Regions from separate parts of the Homo sapiens genome. Here region 1 is linked to region 2. Evidence: chromatin contacts called from ENCODE Hi-C or POLR2A ChIA-PET data. All regions are on one chromosome and are shown on one strand. Each heading gives the region's core, a stretch centred on a gene start or an enhancer-like site at or near the end of the contact. The rest is flanking DNA. Distances are from core to core; before and after follow the strand shown. Region 1 holds the start of NACA (nascent polypeptide associated complex subunit alpha). Region 2 holds the start of GLS2 (glutaminase 2).

Region 1 (4,585 bases), core at 1,101-3,600, 240 kb before region 2:
ACGCTAAGGATTTCAGAAATGTTAAAGTAGCTTTCAAAGCATTTTAAATTTTCACTGCTTCCCTTAAAAGGCGGCCACACCAGGTATGGTGGCTCACACCTGTAATCCTAGCACTATGGGAGGCCGAAGCGGGTGGATTGCCTGAGCTCAGGAGTTCGAGACCAGCCTGGGCAACACGGTGAAACAGGAGAAGTTTTGTGGCAGGAGAATTGCCAGAATCCGGGAGGTGGAGGTTGCAGTAAGCTGAGATCGCGCCACTGCACTCCAGCCTGGGTGACAGCGAGACTCCGTCTCAAAAAAAAAAAAAAAAAAAAGGTGGCCACAGTCGTCTTAAAGCTATTAAATCAGGCCAGGCATAGTGGCTCACACCTGTAATCCCAGCACTTTGGGAGGCTGAGGCAGGCGGATAACCTACGGTCAGGAGTCCGGGCGGGGAGGCGGGTACCTATAATCCCAGCTACTCTGGAGGCTGAGACGAGAATCGCTTGAACCCGGGAGGCCGAGGTTGCAGTAAGCCGAGATCGCGCCACTGCACTCCAGCCTGGGCGACAGAGCGAGACTCCGCCTCAAAAAATAAATAAATGTTGACTGGTTTAGCTAATTCAGGTACAGCAAATATTTGTTGAGTTCTTTTGTAGGGCTGTGGGAAGATATGGGAGGCTTTTCATTAACACAACACTGATTTTACATTCTACTTTTCAAAAATACAGTTGTACAAAGCATGGTTTAAGGTGGGGTCCCAGACACCTAGAATAAATAAGCTTAGAATATCCAAGAAGTGCCAGGGGCGGTAGTTCACGCCTGTAATCCCAGCACTTTGGGAGGCCGAGGCAGGCGGATCACCTGAAGTCAGGAGGAGACCAGCCTGGCCAACATGGAGAAAGCCCGTCTCTACTAAAAATACAAAAAATAGACTGGCGTGGTGGCGCATGCCTGTAATCCCAGCTACCCGGGAGGCTGAGGCAGGAGAATCGCTTGACCCGGGAAGGGGAGGTTGCAGTGAGCCGAGATCGTGCCTTTGCACCCCAGCCTGGGCAATAAAAGTGAGACTGTCCCAAAAACAAAACAAACAGGCTGGGCATGGTGGCTCACGCCTGTAATCCCAGTAGTTTGGGAGGCCGAGGCAGGCGGATTACCTGAGGTCAGGAGTTCAAGACCAGCCTGGCCAACATGGTGAAACCCGTCTCTACTAAAAATAAAAAATTAGCCGGGGGTGGTGGCACACACCTGTAATCCCAGCTACTCGGGAGGCTGAGGCGGGACAACTGCTTGAGCCCTGGAGGCGGAGATTGCAGTGAGCCGAGATCGTGCCACTGCACTCTAGCCTGGCCGACAGAGCGACTCAAAAAAAAAAAAAAAAAAATCCAAGAAGTGCCCAAAATAGCAAGCAAAGGAATTGTATATGTGCCTATGTTCTTTTTTTCTGGGAAGGAGAATCTGCAGCTTTATAATTTCAACATCGGCTAAATTGTCGTGAACCTAAAACAATCAAAAGGGCCGGAATCTATTTAAAGAGTTTATTCAAGGGCAGTGTGAGGATGGACCAACCAGAAAACCTCCAAAGAATGGAGTCAGCCTTCAGAAGTAGAGAAGTTACGATTTCATTTATTTAGGGAGACAGAGGAGTTTTTAGCTGGATTACGTTATCCATACAAGGTTGGAACATAATTACAGAATTTGGTTACAAGAAGTGTTTTTTTTGGGGGGGGGGCGGGGGTACAGCTAACATTGTTTTACGAAGAGTTTAACACGCATGAGTTGCTGTCATCTGGTGACATCGTTTGAGTCTCTCTAGTCATTGAACAGAACAAGAAAAATCGAATTAAATTTATAATCTGAACTGAAGTTATATGTGACCCATCACATCTCTCAAGTTTTAAAATGGGTTTTTTTGTTGTTGTTGATGGGGGGGGAGAGGGTCCAGCAGCTTTTAAATGTTTTCACATCGTGTGTTCCAAAAATAACTGGTTAGCCTAAGTCACTTCCACCCTCCAATGTTGTGAATGCAGTCTCTAGCATTCGCTATTTAATGTCTTCTTCCTGCACTATTTGAGAAATCGCGAGGTCGACTTAATACCGCAGTCGCCACTTCGCGGACCGGAGGGCGGAGTCTGCTTAGTTCTGAGGACTGCGTGGGTCCGCGCAGAGAGCTCCTGCTAGGCCTGCGCGTCCCGTTCTAAATTCTTACCCTTTAGTCCTTGTCACCACCCCCGCCGTGGGAACGGCCTGACAGTCACTCGTCAAAGGAAGTGGCTGCCGGCAGCTCTTGACCCGGAATCGGATCCTAGTCCCACCCCCTCCGCTCCAGGCTTCCTTCTGCAACAGGCGTGGGTCACGCTCTCGCTCGGTCTTTCTGCCGCCATCTTGGTTCCGCGTTCCCTGCACAGTAAGTACTTTCTGTGCCGCTACTGTCTATCCGCAGCCATCCGCCTTTCTTTCGGGCTAAGCCGCCCCGGGGACTGAGAGTTAAGGAGAGTTGGAGGCTTTACTGGGCCACAGGGTTCCTACTCGCCCCTGGGCCTCCGGACAAAATGGGGTCTGCGGTTGGTGTCCTGGCAAAAGCAGGGTAGAAGGGCTGCGGGGCGGGCCCAGAATCCGAGCCTGCAGAGATGGGAGCAGTTGCAGTGTTGAGGGCGGAAGAGGAGTGCGTCTTGTTTTGGGAACTGCTTCACAGGATCCAGAAAAGGGTAAGGGGTCACAGCCTTAGAACCTGTAACACCGTTCTCCCTGTGACAAGCAAGTGTTGGACTTAAAACACCGTCTTTCCCCTCCTGGTACCCCAAAGTCGGCAAACGTAGTCCAGGAGGCCCCAGCCCAGCCAGTGTGAGTATTAGGAGTGGAGGGGGTTCACAGTAGCGTCTGAAGTCTCCCATGATCGAGAGCCAGCCCGGGATCCTCTCCCTCGGGTTGAGAATGCAGTGGGAATTGCTGGCCTTGATAGAGGCGTGAGGGTCACATCATATTTACCTCTTATTCCCAGGTGCTTTGGGGAAGGTTGTCACCAAACACCCTCACGATTTTTTTCTAACAGCCCTCCTCGGAGTTTTTAAGAATACTTATCTCCGGGTTGGGCAAGTGAATGTATCCCAATCAATTTAGGCCTCCTTTTTATTCCCTTCCTTCAGAAATGCCCGGCGAAGCCACAGAAACCGTCCCTGCTACAGAGCAGGAGTTGCCGCAGCCCCAGGCTGAGACAGGTAGGTTTCCCTACCCTCCTTGCCATTAATTAAAATTAACCCTAAAGCCATTTGGTGGGCAAAATGACCAAGGGGAAATACACTTTTTAGGAGGATGGGGTTGCAGCTTTACCAAGGAGGATAGACCGTAAAATTACTATCCTGGAGATACTTCTTTAGGGATTTGGAGTAAAAATAATATTTTTAAGATTCGTGGACGTTAAAAGTACCCTAGCTTGCTTTCTATGTTATGCCTGTCGCCTCAAAAGAAGCTCTCCTGTGGAACCCCCACCTCACATAGGAAAACTCAGCAGGGAATGGGCTCAGTGATTCTTACCTATTGGAACTAGATGACACAGGCCAAGGAGCCCGGAGCATTTGTGAAACTCCAGCCAGCAAGTTGCATCAAGGTTTTAGTTAGCAGAGCTTGGCATTGTGCCTTTATCACATGTCTGGATGAGATGTGTGCTGGTGGTAAATGTGTCCTACTGGGCCCCAGAGTCGTCCTAGGTCGGATAACTTGTTTATGGGTTGGTGGTGCTGAGATACTTCTAGTGTGCTGGAATAGTTCCTGCATCATTGTGTGAAACCCAGGATTGAAATAAATCCTTTTATCCTCAGCGTCGAAATTAACGACTGTGAAGGCTAATTTTAAATTCTGGTTAAAACATATCTCTGTAGAAAACTTAGGAGGAGGTAATGAAAAGTTCTTAAAATGATAGCCTTTCTGAGTCAGTTGTGCAGCGTTAAATGAAGGAAATCTTCAGGCTGTAATTTTCATTCTCACCTTTTTGGTTTTTTTTAAATTTCATTTGTTATTTAAGGGCAATTCCTGTCCCTTTTTGGAGTTACAGTAGAGTTGCTTATAGTTGAAAGCATAAAGTTTCTTCCCACCTGTTTGATTTTAACAGCTGAAGGGATTAATACAGCTGCTAGGAAGGACAATAGGGGGCTCTAAGCTGGAGTATAAACAATATGAAATTCTTGAAGTACAAGGGGCTTAAGGAAGGGAAAAAATAAAGTACTGTTCTCTAAAGATTCTGTAATTTCAGTACAAAACGAGATTTTAGAGATTGTGTCATTGAACAACTTAATTTTACAAATACGAAGATTTGAAATTCAGATGAATTTAGAATAATCTGATTCAAGCTTCAAAACTAATGCATTTACTTCTGAAACAGTCCTTAATGCTATTAAACGTATTCCTGAATAGTCTGAGTTGCATAGTAGGCTTATATTAAGGAAGTACCAATGATAAATACACAAGGTTTTATCTGTAATGATAGTCTATTAGAATGAAGAAGGAAGCTCAAGGAATTGTTGATGGTGTCAAAGCAAGTATTTGAGTGCTTATTCCATTTGAGGTCCAGTCAGAAGAAAACATATTCCATGTTTTTAATTCTGATTCA
Region 2 (4,737 bases), core at 2,238-4,737:
AGTTTATCTTTTACAAATGGAGAAACTAAGGCAGAAAGGAGTTTGTAACAATAGTATCATTAACAAAGATTAATAAAAAAATGAACTAATCTTTTACTTGGACCAATTAACATCCTAGCTACAGTCTAAAGAGTAGAACAGGCCAGGTGCGGTGGCTCACACCTGCAATCCTAGCACTTTGAGAGGCTGAGGCGGGCAAATCAAGGGGTCAGGAGTTCGAGACCAGCCTGGCCAACATAGTGAAACTCCGTCACTACTAAAAATACGAAAATTAGCCGAGCATATTGGCGGGTGCCTGTAATCCCAGCTATTCGGAAGGCTGAGGCAGGAGAATTGCTTGAACCCGGGAGGCGGATGTTGCAGTGAGCCAAGATCACACCATTGCACTCCAGCATGGACGACAGAGCGAGACTCCATCACACACACACACACACACACACACACACACACACACAAAATAGAGTAGAACAAATGAGTCTCTAAATCATAAGAAATAAACAAACTCCAAACATCAATTTCCTATCACAGAGGATTAGCTTTTCCTTCTTTCTTTCTTTTCTTTTTTTTTTTTTGTTTGAGACGGAGTTTTGCTCTTGTTGCCCGGGCTGGAGTGCAATGGCGTGATCTCAGCTCACCGCAACCTCCGCCTCCCAGATTCAAGCAATTCTCCTGCCTCAGCCTCCTGAGCAGCTGGGATTACAGGCATGAGCCACCGCGCCCGGCCCGGATTTAGCTTTTATTAAGGATTCAAAATCATTAAGTCTAATCCTCTCTCACATACCACAAAACTCTGGCACAGCCATGGACTAACCTAAAAGCCCACTGTTAGAGACACAAAGAACTTTCTTTCAGTTATGAAAATCTTCATTTCTAGCTGCCCTTGTCATAGTTGGCTAATAGTTTTGCACAAATTAAACTAGATGATGAGTATTTTTCAAATTAGAAACAAAAAGAGGACCTGACCCTGCCAAGCTTTAACCACCTGGGACAACAAACTTGTTCTTCTCCAGCATCTTATACTTTACACAGTACCATTGGCCTCCCAAGTCACCAGTTCATGCTCCATCCTCATGCAAAGACAGCAATATTGTATTGGAGACAGTTAGTCCAAAGGTCCAAGTGCAGCTGGAGCTAGTTCTCTAAGCAAAGAACCTCTGCTTCCATGCATAGATCTTCTTCACTACCCAACCAGTTCCTATTAGTGGAAGAGTGCTGGGAGAAAGAGAGTAAGGAACTCATTAGAGTATAAAGCTAATTCAAAGAGGCAGAAATAGGAAAAAAAGGAAGCAAATTACTTCTGGGTAATGTTTAGAAATTCCCTAACAGATGGTATTTTTCTCTTGAATAGATCAAAACGTTTCAGATAAATCATATTTCTATGAAACAAGGATAAGATTCGTCTGTTACGTATGAAAAAAACTAATGCAGGATTGAGTTTACGTTAAGTATTGAGACCCAGAACTCTGCCTCTTGGGCAAAGCCAAGCATAAAGCAGCAAGCCCTCCCAGAATTAGACGGCTTTCCACGGACAGGAGAACAGATACAGCAGACACAGAATGACTACAGAAGGCGAAAACAAGCAAAAACAAATGTCACTCCATCTGGTTTTAAGCCAAATAAGCCCTCCAACCCTAACCAAGGCAAAGGAGAACTGCCTTTCCACAGAACACACCTGACTGGTTTCAGTACTTGTTTTCCCACGAGTACCCTTGAAACTCATTTTAATCCAAAAATGAAAACTATGGGACAAGCACGGTGGCTCATGCCTGTAATCCCAGCACTTGTGGGAGGCTGAGGCGGGCGGATCATCTGAGGTCAGGAGTTTGAGACCAGCCTGACCGATATGGCGAAACCACATCTTTACTAAATACAAAAAATTAGCTGGGCGAGGTAGCAGGCGCCTGTAATCCCAGCTACTAGGGAGGCTGAGGCAGGAGAATCGCATGAACCCAGGAGGCGGAGGTTGCAGTGAGTCGAGATTGCGCCATTGCACTCCAGCTAGGGCAACAAGAGCAAAACTTCGTCTCAAAAACAAACAAACAAAAACTAGTATTTTGTGATACAGCCAGAACTATCACAAGGAAAAGACTCCCAGTACTGTATCATAATACTTCCACATAAAATACCTCCTTTAGGGATGGGGTCATTTCTCCCGGGATAATTCAATTCAATGCTTAATTTTTGAGAAGGGCTGCATGAAGGAGAGACTTGTAGTTAAAAAAAAAAAACGGGTCTAATTTCTGGTTCTGGTACTTACTAGCTGGGTTACCTTATGCGAGAATTCTTAATTTCCTAGTCTTAGTTTCCTCACCTTCAAATTGAGACTAATAACTACTTTGTAGGTCTCTGGTAAGAGGGAGAGAGAAACTAAGCGGTTGGAACACCATGGGCACTCAATAATAGCTATCATTTACATAATGAGTCCCTACTAAATATGGATGCTGGGTTAGGCGCTGCCGAGATACAAGGTGAAAGTTCTAGCTGCAAATGGCAAAAGTCCTGAATGTTCTTGGATTTCAAAATGCTTTTTGTATATCGCCTCTTTTCTGCCCGTGAGGAGGACAAGGGCAAACAATTAAAATAGGAAAAATGTGGGGAGCACTTCATGGTTTATAAAACGTTTTTCTGCGTGCCAACTTATTTTAATGTCTTAACTTTCCAGATTTGAAAACAAGTCCTACACCAAATAAATGGTAGAGGGACACAAACTGGAACCCAGGCTTCCTAACCGCCAGAGCGACCTTCCCGCCGCCCAATGCCTCCCTGAGGTGCTGGTCGGCTGCTTCTGCCCGGGGTACCCAGCAGTCATCCTACTCTCCACTCAGCACCACCGCACGTCGGCCGCGCGCCACGCTACCCGCCGGGTTACTGGGCGCTGGTTTGGCCTTCGGAGGTCGAGGCTCTCTGAGTGACCTCCTGAACTGGGCTCACTCTTACTTAGCCTCCTCTCTCGAGGCAGCACCCTCCTCTCTACACGACAACTCCATCATTCGCAGCCCCACGGTGTTCCCGGGGAGCGCCTCCCGCCCCCACCGGCTTCGCCTCAGCTTGTCCTCGCCTTTCCCGCCCTCAGCATCCGCGGATACCCGCGCTCGCCGGGCCCACGCGGAAGCATCCGCAGACTGTCGCAAGGTCCCACCGTCTTGCTCTCATTGGGCAACCTTACCCTTTCCCCGCCTCAATGTTTTTGCTTCCTCAGTGATTGGACCTGGGCATTGTCCATTCCAGCTCCCAGGCACCGCCCTCTCTCCACCCACTAGAAAGCCACCCGGGTTCTCCTTCATCCCCAACGCTCCTCACCTAGCCCCTGTCCTGAGGGTGCCCCTAACCCTGGAGCCAGCTTTAAAGGGGCAGGCCCCTTCTCCTGCCCCAGCCCCAGCCCCACCCACCGGGCCCACATTCTCCGTCTTCCAGGTCCAGCGCTCCCTCACAGAACTCCCCCGCACCTTGTCTCGCTCGCTCCGCCCCTCCTTCCCAGCCACAGCTAGAGGTCCCGGGCGCACCTGCAGAGCCGGAGGCTTGCTGGGGCATGCGCTCCATGAAGGCTCTGCAGAAGGCCCTGAGCCGGGCTGGCAGTCACTGCGGGCGAGGAGGCTGGGGTCACCCGAGCCGGAGCCCCCTCCTTGGCGGGGGCGTCCGGCACCACCTCAGTGAGGCCGCGGCGCAGGGCAGAGAGACGCCACACAGCCACCAGCCGCAGCACCAGGATCAGTAAGGCTCCTGGGACAGGGCAGGGGACGGGCTTGCCCCCACTCCCACTGTGGTTCTCGCTAGTTCCCGAGTGCCCTTCCAAGGCAGCGCCGCTCATCTCCCCTCTCCTCGCTCACTAGCCCTCGGTGCCTTTTCCTTTGGATGTGGGGCTTTGGGTGCGCCGCGCTCGGGCGGTAATCTGCCGTCTGCCTAGGAGTGCGTTCGGGCAAGCGGGTCCTGGGGATGGCGCCTGTCCAAGGTGCGCACTTAACCCGGATCACAGATGCGCGCCGAGTGTTGCTTGGCTCACGTGTCTGAGTGCAGGGCCGGGCTCACGCCGCCAGTCCTCACCTTCCCTAGTCCTCGTGTGTATTTTAGGAGATGCGTGGATGTGGAACAGCCTCCTGCCTCCGGTCCAGGTGTACTGGGGTCTGTGTGTTGTGTTTCTGCGTGTTCTCGGCAGGTAATGTGTGATGCGCGTGTATTATTGGTGCGCAGGTACGTCCATAAGTGTTGGGTGTGTGCGTAGCAGTGCTCCCTGAACAGCAGAATGGGGGGGAATTTCCAAACTGGTTGTTGAATGGGGAGAATATTTGTAATGGAGGAAAGGTCTTTAAGACGCAGATTTCCCAAACCAGAGCCAGTCAGAGCCTTTATTTGTGCTGCCCAGGCTCCAGAATCTAAAACGTTCTCTTCCTTTGGGTGTTTCTTCCACCCAGGATGCCAAACCTTTATCTTCCCCACCGCCTAGGACACACTTGGTGGCTGAGCCTTTTTCTCTGAGACCCAGACGGTGCTGAGCAGGAAATCTTGTCCTCCCCAGAGGGCCAGCATAGACACTGTCCAAAGAGCCCCTGCTCTACTGTAGCAGGAACAGGAAATGGGCCATCTCCCTCGTCGCTGCCATCTCCCTGATGACACTCAGAAACATGGACACCATCAGTAAAGTAGCCAGACTGACACAACACTACCTCACCACTACTCGAGTCTCTGACACAACACTACCTCACCACTACTCGAGTCTCTGTCGTAAGGGACACCAATAGG

The links. A loop is a pair of places that touch in the nucleus more often than their neighbours do. ChIA-PET counts read pairs that join two places held with the same protein, here RNA polymerase II (POLR2A). Pooled maps may share reads with other maps.
Region 1: a loop to region 2 is called in a pooled map, with 4 times the contacts of the local background. The contact joins the promoter of NACA here to the promoter of GLS2 in region 2. A Hi-C loop is called at or near these places in 5 of 50 pooled maps. POLR2A ChIA-PET finds 5 or more read pairs at or near these places in 6 of 52 experiments (AG04450, CD4-positive, alpha-beta T cell, OCI-LY7 and 3 more).

Annotation. Positions count from the first base shown.
Region 1 is chr12:56,723,064-56,727,648 of GRCh38, reverse strand. NACA (nascent polypeptide associated complex subunit alpha) reads left to right here and starts at 2,350. Exons shown (of 9, transcript NM_001365896.1): 1 at 2,350-2,386; 2 at 3,126-3,197. The coding sequence starts at 3,128. RefSeq lists enhancers at 2,275-2,404, 2,495-2,544, 3,604-3,723.
Region 2 is chr12:56,486,911-56,491,647 of GRCh38, reverse strand. GLS2 (glutaminase 2) reads left to right here and starts at 3,487. Exons shown (of 18, transcript NM_013267.4): 1 at 3,487-3,711. The coding sequence starts at 3,530. It overlaps LOC124902944 (a long non-coding RNA gene), which reads right to left. Exons shown (of 2, transcript XR_007063331.1): 1 at 4,696-4,737; 2 at 4,316-4,661. RefSeq lists a silencer at 3,141-3,570 and an enhancer at 3,731-3,950.